Regions from separate parts of the Mus musculus genome. Here region 2 is linked to region 1. The links are chromatin loops, found by intact Hi-C in ENCODE. Cell type or tissue: left cerebral cortex. All regions are shown on one strand. Each heading gives the region's core, and the rest is flanking DNA. Links, peaks and the distances in the headings are about the cores only. Region 1 overlaps Adam23 (a disintegrin and metallopeptidase domain 23). Region 2 overlaps Ndufs1 (NADH:ubiquinone oxidoreductase core subunit S1).

Region 1 (8,341 bases), core at 226-8,225:
AAGTCCAATGGGCCTCTCTTTGCAGTGATGGCCGACTAGGCCATCTTTTGATACATATGCAGCTAGAGACAAGAGCTCCCGGGTACTGGTTAGTTCATATTGTTGTTCTACCTATAGGGTTGCAGTTCCCATTAGCTCCTTGGGTAATTTCTCTAGCTCCTCCATTGGGGGCCGTGTGACCCATCCAATAGCTGACTGTGATCTTTCTTGACATATTTGAATATGTTGAGTTGGAGCACAGTCTTAGTCACTTTTACTTTCTGTTCCCATGTGAAAACTTCCTGTTCTGAAAGATGCTTGTGGGGCACAGTCTCAAGGGAGAAATGATTTGAAGGGTGTACACCATCTATAGATGTTTTAAGGCTCTCCTAAGGAGCTTGAAATGAGATTGATAACAATGAAGAAGTAATAACTGGCTTTGTTCTACTCTCTCAAATGTTTCCCAAACATTTTCAACTCTGAAAACCCAGTATGGTCTTCCAATGGCGGTGGCACAAGTATTATCACAGAGCCTGGCTCAAAACCTTGGAATCCAGTGGGAACCTTCGAGCAGGAAGCCAAGTATGTACACTGACTTCTTACTCCAGTCCCCTTGTCGTTCTGTGTGTATTACGCATGCCCAGTCACCGAGAATACTTTATTTCCATGCCACCGTGGTTTAATCATAGTGCATCTCATGCTTCAAAAAATAATCTTGAACATTTTGAGATCATTATTAGGCTATCTGAGGGGAATACATTTCTCTTTCAAAATTCATAAGCTTATCCTCCGTCAGCTCTATCTTACATAGAGAACGTTGGGACGAGGTGGGGTGGTAGTGGTATGCATATATTCTCCAGAGATTTAATCATTTGAGCATAGACACAAAATGACAGATACAGCTCTGTGGAGAGATGATCAGATATATAGTGCATTGGGAATGAGATCTACAGCATACAAGGAGCTCATATTTAAATGCTAACCACACTCACCCACAAGGTCATATCTAGAAGGTGAGCTCCTGTCTCCCCTAAGCAAAGCCTGCCTCTGGCCCTTTAAGCTTCAAATGCGTGGGCACAGGACACAATTGTCCTCTGGTGCAGGTAGGTCCAAGAGGAGCTCATCCATGGCCCCTGACCCATGTGGCATCAAAGTAAGGCAAGGGACTGTTGAGGCCACTGTTTCCATTGAACAGATGAGAGAAGGAAGGATAGGACTAACTTTTCAAGTGGGCTGAGGACTGAGGGAACGTCAGATATTTAGAAGCCCATGGAAATATCTGGTTCGTTTTAAAATCAGGATAAAGTCCATATCTCATTTATTTTAAAATCAGGATAAAATCCAACCCAAATTTTAGTCCCCTTTGTATGAGCACCGTGGTCAAATATAATCTTGGTACATTTTTGTGGTAGAAGGCAAAGCATCACAATGGGACCTGGTGGAGAAAAAGAGCAGCACGTTCATCCATTGTTCATTTAATGAGAAAATAAGCTGAAATCCTCACTCTCTCATTATATATCGTCCTGAGAGCGAGGAGAAAAAAACCCTCTCTTCCCACCCAGGCCTTCCCAGAGAAGAAAAGAAAAGTGCATTATCTCACATGCTGTCTTCTATGTGACTGATAGGTAGTACTGTGGAGAAGTGGAAGGACACCCGCATCCATACTCCTGAGTCCCTTTATGTCATTAAGGACCAAGTACACACAGTCATGACAAGCACCCAGCAACAGTCTCCTAGTCTCCACAAACTTTCATTTACTAAAATCTTGCTCAGACTATGTGCTTTCTCAAGGAAGTAGCCACCTCACTTTAAAGTTTCAGAAACTGACCCAGATAGCTCAGACTCGGGAAGAAGAACATTGGGTTCCGTAACTTAGTTAAAAGTCCTGGAGGCCAGTGCTGGGGTCAGCTGAGCTGTTATTGGACTGAATGGTGAAGTAGACTGGGATGAGATTGTTGCACTTCTCTGGCTGATCCTAGCCCTGACTCCAGCAAATTGAATTTTATTCTTTAGCTGCCCTGTGTCTGAAGGACTTCAGTGACATTGTGCTGTATTCATACAGACTGTCTGGGAATGCCATCTATCTGTTTGAGCCCTAAAGCCATGCTGGGAGATAGGTAGACATCACTTCCATTCTAAAGCAGACACCCTGCCCCTCCCCTTCCCCCCCCCCCCTCAAAAAAAGCTGAGTGTCTTCTCTATGGGACTCTCTCCTTGATTAAAAGATGGACTAGAATTCATCTTTTTGTTTCTAGCCAATGGTACTTCTAACTAAACATTGAATTTTAGAAATCTAATCAAGGTAACTGAGTAACAAAAATGAAGAGAGGACCAAGGTTGTTTTCCCCCTTAGGAAGCAATCTATACTCCAGGCATAAGAACCCATGAACTAAAGGAAATAGAGGAGTCTTGACACTCTGTATTGAGGAAGTTTTGCAAGAACTGGTGCAAACTGAAGCTGTGACTTTGTCTCCCCTCACCCCCTTTGTTGTTCTTGTTTCATTGAGCTAGAATGTGAATGCATAGAGTCCTGGGGCGGCTGCATCATGGAAGAAACAGGGTAAGTCTGCATTACTCTTGCATGTGATGTATGCCCAATGCAAAAATGGCTGCATATATAGTCATTAGAGACACAGCCTCTCAGGTACTGGTCTTTTAGGCTAAGCACTTAGTATAAATTCAATAATTAATTGTCTGATATTTTAAAACTGACAGTGCTAATTCACTTTATGTTTTAATTTTTAATTTAAGGTTGGGGAGAAAAGTGAAATGTATTAGCTACTTGTATTTATTAACCCTTACAGGAATCACATGACTAAAAGCTTCTGCGTTTGGTAGTGGCATTAATCTTTTAATATACTTAGAATAAAAGCAGATGGTCTACCTGAAGCAGCCAGTGAAAATCAATTCAGTCATCCATTTACATTTTAAGGAACTTATAAATGCTAGTTTATGGTAATAAATTTGTAGCATATTGTTTGTAGAGTCGACAGAGTTTTGTTTTTTTTTTTAAATAATTCAGAGTTATAATGCCTAAACAGAAGAGTTGCCAAGTGGTAGACAAGCACCATTACTTTACTTGTCTTTCCTTGGTGGGCACTTGTGCAACTGGACCAGCTGTCCAGTAGCACTCGTGGCCTGAGACCTGGCACCACTGCTGTTTCCAGGAGACTCCCACACTATGTAGGCCATTGCCAGTAGGCATCATAGTAGTGGCGAGAATTTTCTTTCTTACTGTCTTTGCTTAGGCCAGACACTGGGAATTTTTTGTCCTACCATTGTTCTGCACTGATGCCAACGAAACCATCTCCTTCCCTGGGGGCCCTTCCTTCTTCTTCCATAGAGAGGAAAAAGTTTATGCAATTAACTGTTACCCCTTCGATGCCAGAGCATATTCCTTGAAATGCAGTCTAACCTTGAAATGCTTGCCTTTTCCGGCCATATTATTTGTGCTCCACAGTTGAGTTCTTTATGATGATGCAGGCTTAATAGGTCCCATAGCAAAGACGCCATATATATGTTGCTTTTGTATGACAATATTATTGCCTTTTAAATTGTCAATTTCTAAGTGAGTTTTGGATTGAATATTTATAGGATGCAATAAACTATTTGAAGCTAATGTATATTTTCTCAAAGATATATTTGGTATACTTCTTGTAAGACATTGCTGTCAATAGAGGTGAATTTTAATTCTGCACATACCCTCATACATAAAACTATTGCATTATATCCTAGAATGGCCTATTGCAGACATTCCCTGGGAACTAATGTGTATGATTTAGCTTAACCTCGTCGTGTGTATGATAGTCCCCTGTGTGCTGACATAGGGGTCTTAATTTGATTGAATAAATCACAGAGAGGTTCATTTTTTATTCATGCTAAATCATGAATATTGCTCAATAATTGTATTTGAAATGAAGAATAAAGAGCCATTGCTCACGGGAGCATCCCTTAATTCTTTTTTGCTGTGGGCATACACACTAATAACATATGCATGTATGATCCAGCATGATCCCACACATCCTTCAGGGTTTATTCATTTACTTACATTTTGGCTTGTTGAAGCCTGAGTAACACTGTCTTTAATAAACTGACCTTCCAGCCTCTTCTCTGAAAAGAAGGTTTAGTAGGCTGCTGGACCCCCTTTATTCAGAACAGAGTAAAGGAAAGTGAGGTTGCCTCTATTGAGACACAGTAAATAAAAATAATCAAGCTTTAAAACCTAGTCTTGATTTAAGATTTTGTAGCAAACCTTTTAAACGATGGGTTTCGAGACAGACCAGGCAGGGGGTCGGTAGCTTGGGAGTGACCAATCTCCTAGTCTGTGAAGGTTTTCATTTTCCTTTCTCCTATAGACTCCACCCCGTAGATGTAGCAGCTTGTACCCAAGCATCTTACCAAATATTTGTGCTGATCCATCTACATCCAGGATGAACTTTCAGTGGTTTTTAATTTTCTTCTCTGATGATGGCTTTTGTGAATTTTTTTTTTTTTTTTTTACATAATTGGTTCCTTGTTTCTTCAGGGTGTCCCACTCTCGAAAGTTCTCAAAGTGCAGCATTTTGGAGTACAGAGACTTTTTACAGAGAGGTGGCGGAGCATGTCTTTTCAATAGGCCAACTAAGGTTAGTGACTTGATTTTCCAATAGTAAGGATATGGCAAACATCAGAGACTGTTCTCAGAAAGCAAGTCTCATGTCACACAGTTCACTACATTGCTACAAGCTCCCTTCCTCAGCTTCCCAGACACTGCAAGTTCAGGTAGGAGCCACTAAACCCAACTGATAGATGCTCAGTTATAGAGAGCCGCTGCATGCTCAAGAGACCAAATTGAGTGTCAGTGTTCAGTGCTCGCTTGCAGTTCCCTAAAACGCAAAATTCTACAGAATTTCATGTTGGTGTTTTCATTTTTCTGCTAAGACATAGGGAGTCAGAATGGAAAGAACTTTTCCTTGGATCACTTCTTTGCTAAGTCTCATTTAACCTTGGCATTCCTTCTGGAGACTTAGTTTTCTCCTCCCGAAAGTTTCTCCTACCATCCAGCTCCAACTCCTCCACTCTCTGGGGTGATCTGGTCCCAGGCAGAAAGCATTACTGATGTCAGCCAAGCAAAAAGTGGTCTTGGTCTAACATTTGCAAGTTCTATAAATACCTCAAGTATTTCTACTACATAGTTCCCTTCCTCTGGAAGCCCACGCTGGCAATGGCGTTTCATAAGAGTATGTATAAACAAAATTGCAATTCCTCAAGCACAAACTTAAAGAAAATTATACATTTCCAGAAGAGATTTTTAGGAGTTTTCAGAAAACACATTTGACAGTAAAATTAAATTTTGAAAATCTTCTTTTGGCCCTCATGATATAAATATTTATTTCTTGCTGTAAGAAGCATGAAATTGTTTGATTATAAGATATGCTCCAGTTCCCTTGACATAGAACACAACCAATCATCACACTTTCCTAAAGTTCAGCAAAGGCAGCATTCTCCAGCTGACAGGCTAACGCTTTTGCAGAAGGCGCTGTGTTTTTATAGGAGCATGTTTGGAAATGAAGCAGGCCAGCAGTTGAAAAGACAGAACTGGCATTATTAGCAGATGGTATTGGAATTTGACCATGGGAAAAAATTCACTTTTCTTTTAGAATAACACCTCACATGTCAGATAGAGTTCATTTGTATAGAGAATGTTCGATACTCTGCAAATTTAAAGAGTGGCAATATTGTGTTGACCTTGTCTTTAAAAAAAAATCAGTCACCAAGGCAAACAACGGATAGACTGATTTATTTCATACTCACAAGTGAGTGATACAGCTAGTGTCGGAATGACTGCTTGGAACCTGACATCCCTGAGAAATCTCAGTAAAGCCAAAGCGCTGTAAATCTCAAGAGAACTGAGACGTTAAAAGTGACTGTGCACCATTAAAATAGGCTGCTCGGTCTTTCCTGGCAGTGACCTCTGGGCATAGAAACCAGAAGTCTTGAAGGCATCTGAAATGAGTGAGCTGTGTAATGAAGAACTCCTGTGAACTGCTGGCAGTTTTGAATTACATGGAGCACGGCTAGTGTTACCTTGCCCTGCAACTGGCAGCCAGTTGTAAGCACTGTGCTTCAGGAGACAGCTCTAGCTTGTTTGGAGAGGTTAAGGTCTCTGGAATATACACTTCTCAGATTACCTGTAAACAGGAAGAAAATTATCCTGGTAACTTGGGAATTTCACACCAAAAAACTATGTTTACATATTCAATCTCAGAAGTTAGATACAGGACAATTTCTCCTTTTAAACTACAAATTACAATGATCAAAAAAGAAGGCTTCATGAATTCCAGTAGAGTAGCTTGTATGTATATAACTAATTTTTTATCCCCAGTGTTCTTAGTCAATGAATATATGCATAGGCAAGTGTTGCTTGTTATTTTCCATTGATATGCATATTTTCTCTGCTTCAGAAATCTTCCCAGTTGCTGTGATTTACATCTGTTTTGAGATAGTGACCAAACTCAGGAAGGGGAAAGAACCCAAGAACTAAAGCCTGGTACCAAGTGTTGGCCATCTTTCTACTGCCCTGCCTTTTTCTGCATTCTCTTGCCTGCCAGTCAAAGGAGCATGGAGATTAATTAGCACTACTGACTCCCACCCAACTCGGCTAGAACATTTCCTTACTTCTTATAATAGTTCTTTCCTGGAAGTAGTAGAAGCAAGTCTTTCTTGTGTAGACTCAGTGGTAGATGACTGTTGCCCATAGTGTATGTGGCTACTGGAGGCAAGCTTTTTCTCTGAAGTTCATGGCTCTGAGCATCTGTGTTGAGGTGTGCTATTCCAGACTCTCTCCTTATACCCCACACACCCAGAAGTGATAATCATTCCAGGAAAGTCCTGTCCCAGCCAATAGGATATAGACACTTTTGATGTGAGTAAGCAACTTTCTCATCGATCCATCTATAGTATTATTATCCAGAAACAAGTTCATGGCACCATGAGGGGGGGATATTCTAGAAACTTCTTCTGCTATGAGTGCAGCAATGACTGAGAGATTTCTATTGATTCACATGGCTATACATTAACTTAACATACTTAGTTTTTTTCTTTATGAGTATTAAGAGATTGGGTATTTGCATATAGTTAATTTATTGAAATTCCTAAGTTATTGAATTAATTTTCTTTCTACTCACAGATAATTCAAGGAATGCAATGGTGGGACTTTGTGCCAGACAATGCAGATTTCTTTCCAATGAGTGGGATAGATTTGAGTCTCTGACAACATTGTTCTAAGCTTATTGGCATTTCCTTAGTTGTACATCACACATTTGGTTTTGACTAAACATATTTATCTTTCTGACAGTTTGGATGTCTTCTTGGCTGCCTTTAGTCAAGTCAGCAAATTAGATATCTATGAGTCTTATTACTAATACATTTTAGCTCCATTAGAAAACATGGGAAGCGATCTATTTTTCTTGACAGCTTAACTCCATAGTCAATCTAATGCTGGAAGGTTGTCTCTCAAGACCCCACCAAGGAAATCCCCAGAGATACCACATCCTTTCTAAGATGATTTTAAAGAGTGTTATTAATAAGCAAATAGTAGATCACTTATTATATGATGACTCATCAGTTAAGAGAACTTGCTGTTCTTTCGGAATAGTGGAGTTTGGCTCCCTGCACTGACACTAGGCAGCTTATAACTATTTGTAGCTGTAGTTCCAAGCAATCCAATGTTACTTTCTGACCTCTCCAACTACCCACGTGTGTGTGTGTGTGTGTGCATATACTTACATAGGTACACACAGAACACACAAGTAAAAATGAATATAAAGTAATAATCACAGAAGATTCATATGATACAGCCATGTATATGGCCAGCTTGATGTATAGGTTTTCTGCAATAAATTCAAATGCTTTTCTCTGCATTCTCCATTCTCTTTCAGCTGTTTGAGCCCACGGAATGTGGAAATGGATATGTGGAGGCCGGGGAGGAATGCGACTGTGGTTTCCATGTGGTAGGTATAAGAGACTGTCTCTACTTTTAGCTCAGTTCATCCTCCAAGCTAAGAAGAACAACAGCGGAGAACAGACATGTTATCCTTCATTGTGGGGTCACTGCCTTCTTTTTTTTTCCTGATTGCTATGATCAATGCTTTGTCCCAGCTCAGACACATAAGAATTTGTCATGTTGTTGTTGCAGCCGTGTCTGAAAAGCTTAATGGATTGTTCTAATCAAATTCCTGACCTTTAAAAAGTTAATTCAGAGCTCATATCCATCTCAGGCACCTTGTACAGAATCATGAGCATTTCCCATGCCGCATTTATTTTTTTTCCTTTATGAGATAAAACCTGGGTATTAAGAACATGGTATAGTTACAGAGGCTTG
Region 2 (8,341 bases), core at 76-8,075, 380 kb before region 1:
TAAATAAATAAATAAATTCATATTTTTTAAAACTATTAATAGGATAATTTGACCATTCATGCTAATCTTAAAAACAAATAAAACATTACTGTGGTTTGTCCCCTCAAAAGGTCATATTCTAGAAGGTTGCTCCCCAGTCTACAGAAGTTTGTGTAGTAGTGCCTAGTTGGAGGCACCTGGAATATGTGAGAGTTACACTGGCCTCTCAGTGACTAGGTCTTGGAGATTAATTCCCATAAGAAGCAGATTACTGCCACAAAAACAAACAAACAAATAAACAAATAGTGGCCCTACCCAGTCTCTTGCTTTTCCTCTTCTCATATAACAACCAGAGGCTTACCAAATGTGGTTGCTTGATTTTGGGACTCCAAAACTATAAGCTAAATAAACCCCTTTACTTCATAAAGTATCGAGATTTGGGTATTTTGTTATAGCATCCCCAAAGAAACTAAGACATATTAGCCCTATTAGTTAAAGCAACTCTTTATTCTGCTCTGAAATTGGGTCTTTTTTTTTTTTTTTTGACACAGGGTTTCTGGAGCTCTCTGTGTAGACTAGGCTGGCTTCAAACTCCCTCAAACTCAAGAGATTCACCTACCTCTGTTTCCTAAGTGCTAGGATTAAAGGTATATACACCACTATGCCTGGCTTTTACTTTAAAAAATTTTAAGAGGAGGTCTCACTACATAGTCCTGGCTGACCTGGAATTTGCTCTGTAGGCCAGGCCAGTCTCTAACTCAGAGGTCTGCCTGCATCTGCTCCTGCATGTTGGTATTAGAAGTGTGTTCTACTACATCCAAACTCATCATCATTTTTGTGCTTTCAAAAACCAGGAATGGACAGACAAAATGGCTCAGTATGTAAAGGCATGTACCAAGTCAATCCTGGAGCCTAAAGGAGGAGAGAAGTGATCGCACAAAGTTGTCCTCTGATCTCCACATGTTTTATGACACATGCATACACATCATGCACACACACACATGATAAAGAATTAAAAAAGAAAAAGGTACGTGGTCAATGCCTATATTAGCACTCAGGAGAATAGTGGGTAAAGGCATTTGATATCAAGCTTAGATCTGAGTTTGATATCCAGGACCAACTTGGTAGAAGAAGAGAACTCACTCCTCTGACCTCCACACATGCAGTAGTACATATGTGAATGCTGTGTGCACCAGTATTCACATACACATATGAATGTATACACATAAGCACATAAATACATACACCCTGCCTAACTCTGCCTCCCAAGTGCTGGGATTAAAGGTATATGCCACCACCTGGCTTTTTTAACATTTAAAAATTTTTAAGCTTTTAAGAGTTTAACACTAGACAGTGCTATGCTATAAGTGCTATATTTGAGGTCAGTCCAGAAAAAGAAATGAAGTCAAGGGTCAGAAAGATGGCTCAGTGGTTGAGAGCACTGACTGCTCTTCCAGAGGTCCTGAGTTCAATTCCCAGCAACCATATGGTGGCTCACAATAGTCTGTGATGGGATCTAATGCCCTCTTCTGGTGTGTTTGAAGAGAGCAACACTGTAATATATATATATATATATACACATCTTTAAAAAGGAAAAAAAAAAAAAAAGCTGGGCACGCTGGTACATGCTATAATCTCAGCACTGGGGAGGCAAAGACAGGTGCTGATATCCCTGGAACTTGCCCAGCCTAGCCTAAGCAGAAAGACCTGTGTGTAAAAAACAAAATGGAGAATCCCTGAGGAATAATCCTTGAGGTTGTCCTGTGCCCCCCACAGAGAGGAACATGTACACACACACACACAAACCTTTGTTCATTTGTAGGCATTGCTGAGCTACAGCTATGTACACCAAAATGCAATGACATAACCTAAAGTGAACTTTTGCTCCACAAGTCTTTGTCAAGTGAGAACAGTACAGCATAAGCACTTCTAGTATACGTTATACACCCACCGTGTACTTAAGATTGTGTCTTAAGACCCTGAAAGCTTAAGAAACCATCTTGAACTCTGAGACTTGCTATATGGCATTTATGTTTATACAATATTTCCATCAATGTATTTTGTTTGAAATGAATCACTTGTGTGGTGATTTGAATAGGTATGGGCCCCACAGATTTATGCTTAGCCATAGGGAGTGGCACTATTAGGAGGCTAGCCTTTCACTGTGGGCGTGTGCTTTGAGGGCTCCGTCTATGCTCAGACTCCACCCAGTGCAGAAGAAACCCTCCTACAGACTGCCTAGAGAAGACAATCTTCTCATGGCAGCCCTTCCATCAGGAACTCCTGGCTTCTCCAGCACCAAATCTGCCTGCATCATGCCAGACTTCCCACCATGATGATAATGAACTGAACCTCTGAAACTGTAAGCCAGCCCAGTTAAGTTTTTGCCTTTATAATAGCTGCCTTGGTTATGGTGTCTCTTCATAGCAATAAAACCCAAACTAAGACAACCTACATACAAAAAAAATATTGGATTATAGCAGTATTGATTTTAGATAGTTTGCTGCAAGATTTAAAGTCTTTTCCCTCCCACAGCATGATAGGGAATTCCAGGTATCATGTACCTTTGGAGCTTTCTCAATCTCTACCAGGCACATCCTGCAATTTCCAGCAACAGACAACCTTTCATGGTAACAGAATCGAGGGATTTGCATGCCGACCTTCTCGCAAGCCTAGAAGACAAAATGCTGCTTTAGAATAATTTCCTTTGGATCTTGTTCTTACTGAACACAACAGATGGAGGCATCTTTTATTATTTTATCACCGTTACCCACTTATCTTAACCTACTCCTATGTAAGTTCCTCAAGAACTCTTGCTCTGTTCCAAACCTGGGAGCTCTGAAATTAGGTAAGACCTCACAGTCTATGGTAAAGTCTTTCTCCATTATCTGCTTTGTCCACAGTCCACAAAAGCTCCCTGTCAAAGCGTCACTCCTGACCTTCTCTTCTCATCTGAGTCACAGACCAACTTACACCTTATAGCTGGCCATGATTTAGTTTTACTTCTGACATCTCTACCACCCCCGAGCTAGCCAAAATACTTTCCATTGTGCCTTGATTTTATTTATTTATTTGTTTGTTTGTTTGTTTGTTTGTTTTTATTTTTATTTTTTGGCTAACATTCAGTGTTTTCCTGTCTGTCTATGTCTAACCACAGTCTAGAAATGAAAAAAAAAAAAGTTTAGGTCTGTGATAACCCACAGTCATACAGCAGCGTCTGTCTATGAGCAAATTGGTTACTTCTGGAGAAACTTAGAGAAACTGTGTACTGTCCTTCACTTGCCTGCCTTGCAGGACACATTGCTATATTGAAACTAAACAGTATGAAGGAAATAATTTTTTAAAATAAAAATCAGAAAACTCACAGAGTCATAAAAGTAATTACCTGCAGAACAGTGGTTCCTGGTTCCACCATGACAGACTGACCATCAACAAATACTTCAATCAAGTTACTTGCTGCTGTGCCAGTTGTGCGAACTGGCCATCAAAACAATAGGGTAAAAAAACAAATAAAATAAATTGAATTCATTGCAGCAGAGCCTAATGAATTAGCTAAATATAAAAATTTTCATTTTTTACTAGTCTTCTCTCTCTAGATGCAAATTTTTTGTTTGTTTGTTTGTTTTTTCCAGTCAGGGTTTCTCTCTGTAGTTCTGGCTGTCCTGAAAAGACCAGACCAGGCTGGCCTTGAACTCAGAAATCCCCCTGCTTCTACATTCTCAGTGCTGGGATTAAAGGCATGCGCCATCACAGCCTGGCTAAGATATGAATTTTTCAAGCACTAAATAAGCATAAAAGCTTTTTTAACTCAATTACATCAAACATATGTTGTCAGGTTTAGTTTTGGGTTTTGGTTTTTGTTTTTTTTTTTTTTTTGGTTTTTCGAGACAGGGTTTCTCTGTATAGTCCTGGCTGTCCTGGAGCTCACTTTGTAGAGCAGGCTGGCCTCGAACTCAGAAATCCGCCTGCCTCTGCCTCCCGAGTGCTGGGATTAAAGGTGTGCGCCACCACACCAGGCTAGTTTTGGATTTTTTAAAGACATTCAAAAATACTCATGGTGGCTTACAACCATCTGTAACGGGATCTGATGCCCTCTTCTGGTGTGTCTGAAGACAGCTACAGTGTACTCTAATATACATAAAATAAATATTAAAAAAATTAATGAATATACAACAAAAACTTACCATATCCTTTAGGAGAATTAGAAAGGCCTATCAAGGCCCTTTTTATAGGTATCCTTAACATGATGGCTAAAAAACATTAAAAAAAAAAAGATTAATTTTGTAGAAGGAAAAGAACTTACTTATAAAATTTCTGGTACTGTTTTATAGTTTTGCATACATTATTCTAAGAGAATATTCAGAAGTCCCACTGTTTTCCCTCAAATTGTACATATAAAATGCAGTCCCAGAGACTTTAGTTTATACAACGTCAAATAGCTAAGAAGTAGTCAGTATATAGTAGGCTTTGGGTCCTTGGATAGGTAAGGTACAACTGAGCTACATCTCCAGCACTAAACTTGGGCTTTGTAATATAAAATAAAGGGCAATTCTGATCTAGCCAGAAGAAAGCGGTAAGAGCTTGCAATACAGCTCAGCTGGTACAAGAGTGCTTGCCTAGCACTGAGGAAGTCCTAACTTCTAACACCAGCACAGCACAATCCAATTATATGCGTGTAATCCCTGAACTTGAGAGGTAAAGGCAGAAGGATCAGAAGTATAAGGACATCTGCTACAGCAAGTTTGAAGTCAGGCAGAGATACAGGAAACATCTCAAAAGAAAAAGAATTAAGAATAAAGTAAAATAAGTTGCAAGAATAACTCTTTGTCACTAATAGCTATCTAAAATAAAATAACTTTCTGCGTTCACCTCCTACCAGTACACTGGGAATTTTGTTTGTTGATACAAGGTCTTATTATTAATCTTGGCTAATTTTGAAGCAATTCCCCTGCCTCTGCTTCCTGGGTGCTACCACAACTAGTTCCAGCACACTCTCTCATGATATGTATTTTATGTGCATCTTTGAGGAGCTTTGTTCTCTCACAGTCCTACAATTGCTTGTATTATGCTTCTATCCTAAATGTACTATGAACTTGTGACATCTTCCTTTCAGTACCAGTTCCCAAAAGCTAGTAAAGATAGGCTTTAAAACAATGGACCTATGTTGTTTTGGGTGTTTTAGAGGCCTAATCTTAGTTATTTGGGACACCAAAGCAGCAGGATCCCATGTTCCCAGACTGCGAGACCCTGACTCAAAAATGGAAAGGTAAGTGGAGAGGCTCAGAGGTTGAAGAGCACTTGCTGCTCTTGTGCAGAAAACCTGGTTTCAGCTCCCAGGGCCCAAATGATGGCTCCCAAGCATCCAGAACTGCAGTTACTAATGTCCTCTTTTGATCTTTGCAAGTACCAACTCACACACACAGCACACATGTAAAAGCAGGCAAAGCACTTATACGAAAAGAGAATAAGCTGGGCACAGTGGTACACACCTTTAATCACAGTGCCTATGAAGCAGCGGCAGGCAGATCTCTGAGTTCAAGACCAGCTTGGTCTACAGAGTGAGTTCCAACAGCCAGGGCTATATGGAGAAATCCTGTCTCAAAAAATAAAAACAAAAACAAGAAAATAAAATAAATTGTTTTCAATTTTTTTTTAATTGAAAGTAAAGTAAGGGACGGAAATGTGGCTCAATGGTACCAAGTGTGAGACAGCCCTAGGTTCAATAACCAGGACTGAAAAAAATTTAAATGAAGGGCTAGAAAGATGGCTCAGAGGTTAGAGTAATGTATCAGCCAAGCTGTCTGTAACTCTAGTTCTAAGGTATCTGACACCCTATCGTGCCTCTGTGGATACCAGGCACATATATTGTACATAGACATGAATACAAGTAATACATAAATAAATAACTAGGTATAAAACATTAAAAAATAAAACAATGATTCTCCTTTGTCCAACAGGGACCGAGGGAGATTACATGAGAGCTCATGTCTCTAGCTGCATATGTAGCAGAAGATGGCCTAGTCAGCCATCACTGGGAAGAGAGGCCCCTTGGTCTTGCAAACTTTATATGCCCCAGTACAGGGGAATGCCAGGGCCAAGAAGTGGGAGTGAGTGGGTAGGGGAGCAGGGTGGGGGTGGGGGTGGCTATAGGGGACTTTTGGGATAGCATTTGAAATGTAAATGAAGAAAATATCTAATAAAAAAAAGAAAAAGTTCTTTGATGAATATGAACAAAACATGTTATATAAGATTCTCATAGAATTAACAAACTTTTTCTAAGTTTAAACAAAGCCTGGAATGTGGACAAATATTTCTGTTAATGAAATATGCTGTACTTCATTAGACTATAATAATGTTCAAACACAATCACAAAATTTTATGGTTTATGTGTAGTTAGAAATTTTTAATTATAAATATACACATATATTGACTTAAAAAAATGTATCAACATTAAAAAAATAGTAAAAATGTTTCAACAGGTGGTGGCGCACGCCTTTAATCCCAGCACTCGGGAGGCAGAGGCAGGTGGATTTCTGAGTCGAGGCCAGCCTGGTCTACAGAGTGAGTTCCAGGACAGCCAGGGCTATACAGAGAAACCCTGACTCGAAAAACCAAAAAAAAAAAAAAAAAAAAAAAAAGTTTCAACAGTAATAGCAGTTCTAATAGTAAATAATCCCAAAACATATTTTTTTTTCCCTTTTTAATTTAAAAAAAAAAAAATGTGAGGGCTGCTGGAGAGATGGCTCGGTGGTTAAGAGCACTGACTGCTCTTCTAGAGATCCTGAGTTCAATTCCCAGCAACCACATGGTGGCTTACAACCATCTGTAATAGAAGCTGATGCCCTCCTCTGGTGTGTCTGAGGAGAGCAACAGTATACTCACATAAAATAAATAAATCTTTAAAAGAATGTGCCAATGTGCCGGGCGTGGTGGCGCACGCCTTTAGTCCCAGCACTCAGGAGGCAGAGGCAGGCGGATTTCTGAGTTCAAGGCCAGCCTGGTCTACAAAGTGAGTTCCAGGACAGCCAGGGCTATACAGAGAAACTCTGTCTTGGAAAAACCAAAAAAAAAAAAAAAAAAAAAAGAAAGTGTTTGTTCTGTGTTTTGTCTGCATGTCTATTCACCATGTGCATGCCTGATGTCCAAGGAGGCCAGGAGAGGTTATCAGATCCTCTGGAACTGGAGTTACAGACAGTTGCTGAGCTGTCATGTAATTTTAGAGAATCAGATCTGGGTCCTCTGAAAGAACAGTCTTAACTACCCAGCCATCTTTCCAATCCCAAAGGTATGGCCTAGGCTGGTCTTGAATTCATGATCCTCCTGTCTGTGCTTCTTGAACATATCCTACTGGCATGTGCTACTACAACTGGCTTTTAGCTATGTAAAGACCAAGCTGGCCTGAAACTCAGAAATCCACCAACAGACCTCTGCCTCTCAAGTGCTGAAATTAAAGGCATGCACTACCACTTCAGATAAAATAGAATCCTAAACATTAAAGTCTGTAGTTATTATAGATGACATATAATTAAACATTTCATTAACTCATAATTTATTTAACTAATTCTTTAATAATGGTAATCTACAATTTACAATACTGAATTTGCAGATACCAAGTCTGTTATCCACTAGGCATTGGTTCTTTACCTATAAAGCAAATCTACAGTTTCCCAGGGTGTAATTACTAGGTCAGTAATTGCCAATAATAAAACAAAGAAAGGGCTGAAGAGATGGCTCAGTGGTTAAGAGTGCTGACTGCTCTTCCAAAGGTCCTGAGTTCAAATCCCAGCAACCACATGGTGGCTCACAACCATCCTAACAAGATCTGACACCCTCTTCTGGAGTATCTGAAGACAGCTACACTGTCCTTACATATAATAAATAAATAAATCTTAAAAAAAAAAAAAAACAAAGAAATAAAAAACAAAGAAATAATAAAAACTAACATCAATTTAATCAGTAATGGCTACTGATAATCAGTTGTATACTGTTCTTCATCTGTGTCCCTTTTCCTTATTAAAAACACGCCATGTATATATTTTATTATTCTACTTACTAAACTTGGGCTGAGCAGGTAGCTTTAGTGCAAGGCCTAAAACGTAAAGGTAGGCTGCATTGGGCTGTATGCAGAGTACAAACAACAAACAAGCCCACAATACTAAATTGAAGGTAAATTATCGATTTTGTTACCTACTAGACTGTAAGTTCCTTGACAAAAGATTTGGTTATTTCTCTTTTCTGAAGACTAGCAAGTCCCCAAATAGTTTTGCACCAAATTCCAGAATGAGCAGTACATAGCTCATTTTTAACAAGTACTGATGAGGCCAAGCACAGGGCCAATGCTTGTGATTCCAGCACTGGGAAA

Evidence for each region. A loop is a pair of places that touch in the nucleus more often than their neighbours do. Peaks named below come from ENCODE experiments on the same cell type or tissue, not always from the same donor. Only the 100,000 strongest peaks of a DNase experiment are listed, where the experiment ranks them.
Region 2: it touches region 1 in a loop (2.6-fold over the local background); 1 of 42 quality-filtered maps calls a loop at or near these places.

What each region holds. Positions count from the first base shown.
Region 1 is chr1:63,547,257-63,555,597 of GRCm38, forward strand. It overlaps Adam23 (a disintegrin and metallopeptidase domain 23), which reads left to right. Exons shown (of 26, transcript NM_011780.3): 13 at 471-561; 14 at 2,491-2,539; 15 at 4,505-4,604; 16 at 7,899-7,970. Among named protein-coding and RNA genes, the nearest start is that of Gm22281, 24 kb to the right of the region's middle. In left cerebral cortex, for the core only: no CTCF peak of the experiment used is centred there; DNase peaks (open chromatin) are centred at 5,106 and 7,949.
Region 2 is chr1:63,166,686-63,175,026 of GRCm38, forward strand. Ndufs1 (NADH:ubiquinone oxidoreductase core subunit S1) reads right to left here. Exons shown (of 19, transcript NM_145518.2): 2 at 4,164-4,229; 3 at 3,365-3,456; 4 at 2,544-2,651. The coding sequence starts at 4,224. Among named protein-coding and RNA genes, the nearest start is that of Ndufs1, 6.0 kb to the right of the region's middle. In left cerebral cortex, for the core only: a CTCF peak has its summit at 4,097 (motif pointing left); no DNase peak of the experiment used is centred there.